2 separate regions of the Homo sapiens genome follow, and region 2 is linked to region 1. Evidence: chromatin contacts called from ENCODE Hi-C or POLR2A ChIA-PET data. All regions are on one chromosome and are shown on one strand. Each heading gives the region's core, a stretch centred on a gene start or an enhancer-like site at or near the end of the contact. The rest is flanking DNA. Distances are from core to core; before and after follow the strand shown.

Region 1 (4,104 bases), core at 1,478-3,977:
TCAGAGACGCTGCTGGAGAATGGCATTGTGTCTGCGTCAGCTCAGGGGCTACAGGCTGCTTCCTGGTGTGTGTGCTTGCAGGGATGGCCGTGCTGCCCCAGGTGAGAGCTGTCCCACCATCCAAGAGCAGGCCCATGGGTGCTCACTGAAGCTCAGCAGTGACCTCTTACACTAGATAGACCAGTTTATTTGAAAACCTGTAACAGATCTGTCTCTTAACTATCTAAAATTTTAAGACTATGAATTTTAGCCTGTGGTCATCAAACCACTTTGGAGCTAAAAAGTTCCAAAGATTGAGATTGAGGCAGAGGATGCTGGTGGCCTTTGGCAGGAAAGGAGGTAGAAGGGTTTGTCTTGCAACCGGACATGGGTGTCTCCTTACCCTGGGTGCTAGCACCCAAAGAGCAGGAAACCTAAGAACCAGCCCCGCCCATCCCTGCCATGCTGGCTGGCGCCAGCGAGTGTGAGCCAGGGGGTGCAAATCTGAGGCTCCCTGCAGTGCTTCCAGGGCACATGGCTTACCCTTCTCCCAGTCCCTCAGGGGGAAGGCCCTCCCCCAGCTCAGGCACCTCAAATGCCCCTCTAACCTGAAGCTGCACTGAACCATCAGGTGCCCTTGCTTTCCGTTTCCTCCCAAATTTTAACAGCAGTTTAAAGAAGAAAAGTAAGCCTCTTTGGGCAGTGAGAGGCTAAGGTGAAGGGAATGACACTGACCCTGGGCTAGGATGGGGCCTGGGGCGAGTGAGTGTCGGGGGCGGCGGGGAGCATTTCCGGCCCTCCTCCCCCTGCTTTAAACCTCAAGTTCCCTTCGCCTCGCCCCGCCCTCCCCCCCCCACACACACACAAACACAGAGTCTGTCGCCCAGGCTGGCGTGCACTGGCTTCATGTTGACTCACTGTAGGCTCCACCTCCCGGGTTCAAGCGATTCTTCTGCCTCAGCCTCCCGAGTAGCTAGGATTACAGGCACACACCACCACGCCTGGATAATTTTTGTATTTTTAGTAGAGACGGGATTTCACCATGTTGGCCAGGCTGGTCTTGGACTTCTGACCTCGTGATCCACCTGTCTCTGCCTCCCAAAGTGCTGGGACTACAGGCGTGAGCCACCGCCGAGCCAAGTTCCCTTTTTTTGTTTGTTTTTGACGCTGGTCATCAGTTTCCTTTGCTTCTGGATGCCTTCTGCACCTTGCTGTTGGGGCATCCTCAATGCCCATCTGCAGCTCAGCCCACAGGCCCGTCCTGGGCAGGGTGCCGGGGCCTCACCATGCCCAATGGCAGCAAGCCCTGCTCCTAGTACCCCCGGGGCTTCCCGTTTCTTGCATCAAACAGCCCCTTTGGAGAATCTGATGACAGGTGTGGAAGCTTTCCCGAGAGGCAGCCACTTTAGAGGGTCTGACGCTCCCCACTAGAGAGTCGGCCCACAGTGCAGACAAAACGCAGATCTTCCTCTAGAGAGAACAGAAGGCTGGAGAGGAGACGCGGAGCCGGTCCGTGGAGTCCGCCAGCCTGGGAAACAGCTGGTCGCTGGGGAAGCTGCAGCCTCCCTGCTCCCCTGCCAGGCGTCGGGCGAGAGCTGTTCTGTTCCCTGACAAGCGCGTGGGCCGCCAGTGCTATTCCTGCCACAGTGTGGGAAGGCGCTGGGCTAAGGGCTGTGCTTCCCGGAGCTGCTTCTAGCCTGATTTCCGGCCAAGCCACGCAGTCCCTGGTGCCCGGGAAGGCGCCGGCCTCGCCGCCGCTCCAAAGCGAGTGGCCGTCTCTCGCCGGCTGTGCCTCCGGCCTGCTGTGCGGCTGCAGGGAGGGAGCAGCTCTGCGGCCCAAGCTCTGTCACCTCAGCTCTCTGGGCCGCGGCTCCCACGTGAGAAATGAGGTGCGCTTGTTGGAGAGGGGGCCCCCGTTGCTGCCCACAGAATTCCGCCCCAGAAACGCTTGAGTACGTGGAGCCTCGGGGGACGGGTGCTCCGGGAACCACGCATACCGGCCTCCCCAGCCCGTCGCAGGGTTGCAGAGGCGCCGAGGGCTGGGGGGGCTGCCGGGGCTGCCGGGCCCTCGTGCAGGCTCCTCCCCGCAGCCTCGCGGCCGGGCCTGGAGACCGCGTGCCCGGACGCCGCCGCCAGCCTCGTGGGCCGCAAAGGGGCGGGGGCGGCCCCTGGCGGCGGGAGGACTCGGCCGCCCGAGGGACCCCGGGCCAGGCTCCGGGGTCGCCCCGGCTGGGTCTCTGCGGCCCCACAGCTCTGGGCGGGGATGGGGGCGCCGGCGCCTACGCGCGAGGCCAACCGGGGGAAACCGAGGCAGTGAATGGCCCAGGCCCCGCCCGGTTATCCCGGAGCCAGGCCGGGAGCGCCCAGTGTCCCGCGACCGCAGCCGCCGCAGCCTGAACTCGTCCCCTCCCAGTAGGATGCGGAGCGCGGCCCTTCCATCCTGTCCCTGCCACCGTTGCTTCCCCACGCCGGGCCGCCGTCGGGATGGGCAGACGGCGCGGCCGGTACCCGAGGCCTGCGAGCGCGAGGCCCGCGGGGCGCTGCGGAGCCGGGAGCGCGGAGCCGGGGCGGGGGACAGACAAAGGCGGGGACGGCGGCGAGGGGAAGACAAAGCGCGGAGGGGGGTCGGCGGCGGCGCCGGGGCCCCGAAGGCGGCTCCGGGCGCGGCGGAGCCAATGGGCGGGCGCGGGGCGGGGGCCGGCGGGGGCGGTGCAGCGATAAGGCGGTGGCGGCGGCGGTGGCTCGGGGACCACTGGTAGCGGCAGCAGCTCGCGCCCGCGCCCTCCTCGTACCCGTGCGCCCCCGGAGACCGATCCCGCCCCGCGGCCCAGGCCGGGCCTGGTGAGAGCCGCGGGGGGAGGGGCCGCGTCCGGCTCCGGAACCGGGAGAGGCGCCGAGGGGTGTGGGGTGAGGGCCGCCCGTGGGGTCCCGGCGAGTCTGCGAGCCGCTCTCGCCCGGGGCGCACAGGCTCGAGTCCTCGTTTCAGGGCCGGCCCCCGGCTGGGCGGAGCCGAGACCCGCTGGCGGGGCTCGCGGCGTCGGGGTCTGGGGTCCGGTCCTCGCGGGGCCAGGTCGGGGGCCGAGGGGCGGGGCGGGCGGGGACCTCGGGCGCTGTCCAGGGGCTGCGCAGCCTAGGCCTGGACGCCCGGGCGCGGCGCAGGGCAGCGAGGGCCGGGGTCAGGTCGGGGCAGCGGCTTCTCATCGCGGCCCCGCCGGCCCCGACCTCCCCTCACCCCAAGCGGTCCCAGCCCGCGGGACGCACACGGCGGCTGCGCGGGAGCCCCCGGCCCCTCCGCTCCCGCTAACTTTGTTCTTCCGAGGGACGGTGCCACTCGGGACCCCGGCCCCTGGGGAGCAGGGGTGGGGGAGGTGGGTGAGGGGCGGAAGTGGCAAGACCAAGAGCAACAGGAAATGACTTAGGGAAAGTCCCAACCGCAATCCCCCCAGCCCCTGCCTGTCAACACCCCCCACCCTGCAGGCTGGGGCCGGGCTGGCGGGGCCCTCCCGACTGACTTCCCCTTGCAGAACCCAGCGGGTGCCGCTTCTCCACCCGAGGCTTCCACCTCCAACGAGCCATGTTCCAGGCTGCAGGAGCCGCCCAGGCCACCCCCTCTCATGTAAGTGCCCGGCTGGGTGGGAGGGCCCCCCGGACAGGAGCCTGGCCTGGGGTGAAGGGGAGAGGCATCAGAGTTTGCCGGCCCCCTTTGTGCCCTGCGGCGCGCCCCTGGGCCTTGGGCTGATGGCTGCAGCCCTGATCCAGGGCCTCCCGGAGCTGCCCCTGCCCTGACCGCCCCTCTCCCTCAGGACGCCAAAGGCGGCGGCAGCAGCACGGTGCAGCGCTCCAAGGTAGGGGCCTGGGGCCGGGTGTGCGGGAGGAGGGGTGTGAGGGAGCGGGATGAGCACTGGGGCAGCACCTGGCTGAGCTTCCCGCACAGTCCTTCAGCCTGCGGGCCCAGGTGAAGGAGACCTGCGCCGCCTGCCAGAAGACCGTGTACCCCATGGAGCGGCTGGTGGCCGACAAGCTCATTTTCCACAACTCTTGCTTCTGCTGCAAGCACTGTCACACCAAGCTCAGGTGCGCCCCTGCCCTGCCCGCCCCCGCCTCGCCTGCCAACCCAGCCCCGAC
Region 2 (4,104 bases), core at 713-3,212, 240 kb after region 1:
CTATGTTGGCCAGGCTGGTCTTGAACTCCTGACCTCAGGTGATCCACCCACCTCGGCCTCCCAAAGTGCTGGGATTACAGGCATGAGCCACTGCCCCAGGCCAGGCTTATTATTACAGGCATGAGCCACCGCCCCAGGCCAGGCTTATTGTTTTTCACTGTGCTTTCTAGAGAAACAATGAGTCTTTTCTCTTTGACATGGCCACTGTCCAAGATGAGAGGTAGCAACCCCATGTCTTTTTTTTTTTTTTTTGAGACGGAGTCTCACTCTGTCACCCGGGCTGGAGTGCAGTGGCGCAATCTCGGCTCACTGTAAGCTCTGCCTCCCAGGTTCACACCATTCTCCTGCCTCAGCCTCCAGAGTAGCTGGGACTACAGGCGCCCGCCACCACGCCCGGCTAATTTTTTGTATTTTTACTGGAGATGAGGTTTTACTGTGTTAGCCAGGATGGTCTTGATCTCCTGACCTGGTGATCTGCCCGCCTTGGCCTCCCAAAGTGCTGGGATTATAGGCATGAGCCACCACACCCGGCCACAACCATGTCTAAGCATGTCTCCTTTTCTCCAGGAGAAACACAGTGCCTTCAGTGATTCCCGGGGAGAGAAGTTCTCTGTATCCTGATGCTCTGTCATCTTCTCATGGATGGACTGCAGATTTTCCACATCTCTCCTAAACTATGCTGCCTGTATTTAAGTAAAGCCTGTGGGCTGGCCTAACATGCGCAGAGGGAGCCCTGGTCCACTTAATGCAATTCCTTCCCTTGGTGCAGCCGAAGAGGGCTGAGGTTGTTCTGGCAGCCTCCTCACCTGCTGCAGCTCATATAGAAACTGAGAGTCAGGCCGGGCGCGGTGGCTCACGCCTGTAATCCCAGCACTTTGGGAGGCCGAGGCTGGCAGATCACGAGGTCAGGAGATCGAGACCATCCTGGCTAACACGGTGAAACCCTGTCTCTACTAAAAATACAAAAATTAGCCGGGCGTAGTGGCGGGCGCCTGTAGTCCTAGTCCCAGCTACTCGAGAGGCTGAGGCAAGAGAATGGCGTGAACCCAGGAGGCGGAGCTTGCAGTGAGCGGAGATGGAGCCACTGCACTCCAGCCTGGGCGACAGAGCGAGACTCCGTCTCAAAAAAAGAGAAAAGAAACTGAGAGTCAGTGCAAACCCTCAGATCTTTTCCGTATGAAAGATGGCCAGTTTGTCGATGTGCATCTGACTTCTCTCTTTTAAATGCTGACTGTCAAGTTCAATCTTAATTTCTTTTGACTCACTCAGCAATCCCATCTTAACTCTCACGTCTCATTTTAGCTCTTCCCCTCAGTTTTCGGTCAAGCACAAACTTACTAAGCAAGATGTTGTTTTGTTTTGTTTTGTTTTTTTTTTGAGATGGAGTCTAGCTTTGTCACCAGGCTGGAGTGCAGTGGTGCGATCTCAGCTCATTGCAACCTCCACCTCCCGGGTTCAAGCGATTCTCGTGCCTCAGCCTCCCAAGTAGCTGGGATTACATGTGCCCATCACCATGCCTGGCTAATTTTTGTATTTTTAGTAGAGATGGGGTTTCACCATGTTGACCAGGTTGGTCTTGAACTCCGAACCTCCAGTGATCTGCCTGCCTCAGCCTCCCAAAGTGCTGGGATTACAGGTGTAAGCCACTGTGCCCGGCTGTTAGGTGTATTTCACCACAGTAAAAAACAATAAATTACAAAAAATGGTGACATGCCAGGGACAATGCAGTGTGGCAACTCATCTGGCCCTGTCTCCAGTGTACCCTGCTATAGGATGTCAGGCCCAGAATCCCAGGAAGCAGGGGAGGAGAGGGAGGTACCTCTTCATTTCAGGCCCAGGATACAGCCCAGCTCTGCCGTGGCTGCGGACAGTGACAATCTATCTCTGCCTCCCAGGCCAGGAACATGTGAGTAAGCTTTGACTCATATCTGTCTTTTCTCCTATTGCCTAATCTTGCCTGGTCTTAATTAAAAATGTCTCCTTCCCTTTCTTACACTCACTCATTCCTCCGCAGGTTTTCACCGAGACCTACAAAGAGCAGTCACCGACCGTGCCCAGACACCTTGGTGAGCAGGGACAGCCTGGTCGCACTGTTATAGGAAAGGGGTCCCGATCCAGACCCCAAGAGAGGGATCTTGGATCTTGCTCAAGAAAGAATTCAGGGCGAGTCTGCGGTGCAAAGGAAAAGCAAGTTTATTTAGAAAGTCAAGTGGTGAAAGAACAGCTACTCCATAGACAGAATAGGGCATTCCCAAAAGTAAGAGGAGGAATGCATCCACCCTAGGTACAGTGCTTGTATATATATAGGATAAAAAAAGATCATGGGGAGATGTGCTCTGCTACAGGGTTTGTGATAAAGGATTCTTTTTTAAAATTACCAAATTTTGCAAGAATCAATATTATTATCTTTGAAGCAAAATTAGGAATGCCTTTGTTCTCGAGATATCGGGATATCTGGACACTCCGAAGTTTGGGTTTGTTAGTAAACATTATTAATCCATTTCCTTAACTGTAAACATCTAGAGGCTGGGAATAGCCTTCTGGGAATGCAAGTCCCAACTTCATTTTCCTAGCCCTCACTCAAGATGGAGTCGCTCTGGTTCAAATGCCTGTGATACCACCTCTCCAGGCTCCCGGGATGTTTAAACAAGCCACTCCCAGAGAGGCGATATGAAAGGTGCAGGGCAGGCCCTGAGCCCTGGCCACAGGCGATGCTTAAGCTGAGCCCTGAAAGGAGGAGTAGGAGTTCAGCAGGCAAGTTGTTAGAAGACTCGCATTTCAAGCAGAAGGTCTGGAAAGACGTGCTGACTGATCGGCAGGAGGCTGTGAGCTGTGGATGATACGGAGACTGCAGAAGCTGAGGCCATGGAGCTAAGGCGGGCTCAGACTTCCTCCTGAGGGCAACAGGTTTTTAGCTGGGGAGGACCATGACCAAATCTGCCTTTCCCAGTCACCTCTCTGATCTCTTTGATGCAGTGTAGATCTGTGCTTAGCAAACTCAGAAGGCCCTGTCACCACCAGGAAGGAAGAGACCCCACGACTGAGGGCAGTGGTAGGTTTAGGGGCTGGCTGCAGGTGGGACCGAAAGGGATAGCTGTGGACTGGCTGGCTTTGGGGGGGGGGTGAAGAGTGGAGGGGGTGATGATGCCTTCTATGGGGAGGGGGACATGCTAGAAACAGTTTTGGGGGAGGTGGGAAGGAGGGTAAGCAGATGAAGGATTTGGGTCTTGGACATGCTGCTAGTTTGGCTTTGACGGTGCAGGTCCTCTGCTATGATGTGAGTGGCTGTGCCCGCCAGTTCCTCTTCTCACTCCCTTCTAGGGCTATGAGATTTGTGACCCTTTCCTCTGCCTGCCTCTGCCCCTGCCCATTGGGACCCTGCTGGACCAGGCATCCATCCTATGGAAATCTCCATGAAGCGTCGACCTCCCTGCCCCCCAGGCATTGGGTGAGTGGCAAGTGAGAGCTGCTCACAGGGCATCAAAGGGGTTCAAAATAGCACCCAAGGCCGGGCATGATGGCTCACGCCTGTAATCCCAGTACTTTGGGAGGCTGAGGTAGGCGGATCACCTGAGGTCAGGAGCTCAAGGCCAGCCTGGCCAACATGGAGAAACCCCGTCTCTACTAAAAATACAAAAATTAGCTGGGTGTGGTGGTGTGTGCCTGTAATCCCAGCTACTTGGAGGCTGAGGCAGGAGAATAACTTGAACCCGGGAGGCAAAAGTTGCAGTGAGCAAGATTGCACCATTGCACTCGAGCCTGGGGAAAAAGAGCAAGACTCCATCTCAAAAAAAAAAAAAAAAAATTGCACCTAAGCCCAAGCCCAGAAGGTGGCCCCGAACCTGGGCCTTCCTTTGAAGCCAGGCCTGGTATTTGCCAAGATCGTGCCTCCTGCCCCCACATCACCAACGTTAACTGCCCTCCATTAGCTGGTGCTGCCTGGGTGCTGCGTGGGCGCTGGCGTGTGAAATGGCAACATGAGGCCGTGTCTACTGAGCCAGGCATCTTAGTGCTTTACACAGAGAAGTGAAACCTCCTAGCAACCCTGTGAGTTAGGTACCATTTGATTCCCATTTTTCAGATAAGGAAACCAAGGCACAAAGT

Evidence for each region. Hi-C counts contacts between places; a loop is a spot of excess contacts on that map. ChIA-PET counts read pairs that join two places held with the same protein, here RNA polymerase II (POLR2A). Pooled maps may share reads with other maps.
Region 2: a pooled map shows a loop between it and region 1 (4-fold over the local background). The contact joins the enhancer-like site here to the promoter of LIMD2 in region 1. A Hi-C loop is called at or near these places in 2 of 50 pooled maps. POLR2A ChIA-PET finds 5 or more read pairs at or near these places in 5 of 52 experiments (A673, CD4-positive, alpha-beta memory T cell, H1 and 2 more).

The regions. Positions count from the first base shown.
Region 1 is chr17:63,698,748-63,702,851 of GRCh38, reverse strand. It overlaps LIMD2 (LIM domain containing 2), which reads left to right and starts at 2,727. Exons shown (of 5, transcript NM_030576.4): 1 at 2,727-2,820; 2 at 3,504-3,595; 3 at 3,783-3,824; 4 at 3,914-4,053. The coding sequence starts at 3,554. It overlaps LOC729683 (a long non-coding RNA gene), which reads right to left and starts at 2,514. Exons shown (of 1, transcript NR_046273.1): 1 at 167-2,514. It overlaps STRADA (STE20 related adaptor alpha), which reads left to right. Exons shown (of 13, transcript NM_001003787.4): 13 at 1-20. RefSeq lists silencers at 749-828, 2,019-2,978, 3,069-3,528, 3,619-3,848 and enhancers at 1,249-1,348, 1,144-1,728, 1,729-2,314.
Region 2 is chr17:63,458,774-63,462,877 of GRCh38, reverse strand. No RefSeq gene overlaps it. Among named protein-coding and RNA genes, the nearest start is that of CYB561, 15 kb to the right of the region's middle. RefSeq lists an enhancer at 1,967-2,036. Within about 2 kb of position 1,962, at least 12 of the 41 ENCODE cell types and tissues checked have a DNase peak (open chromatin) inside an H3K27ac peak, as active enhancers do; they include OCI-LY7, where a contact is called at or near this core.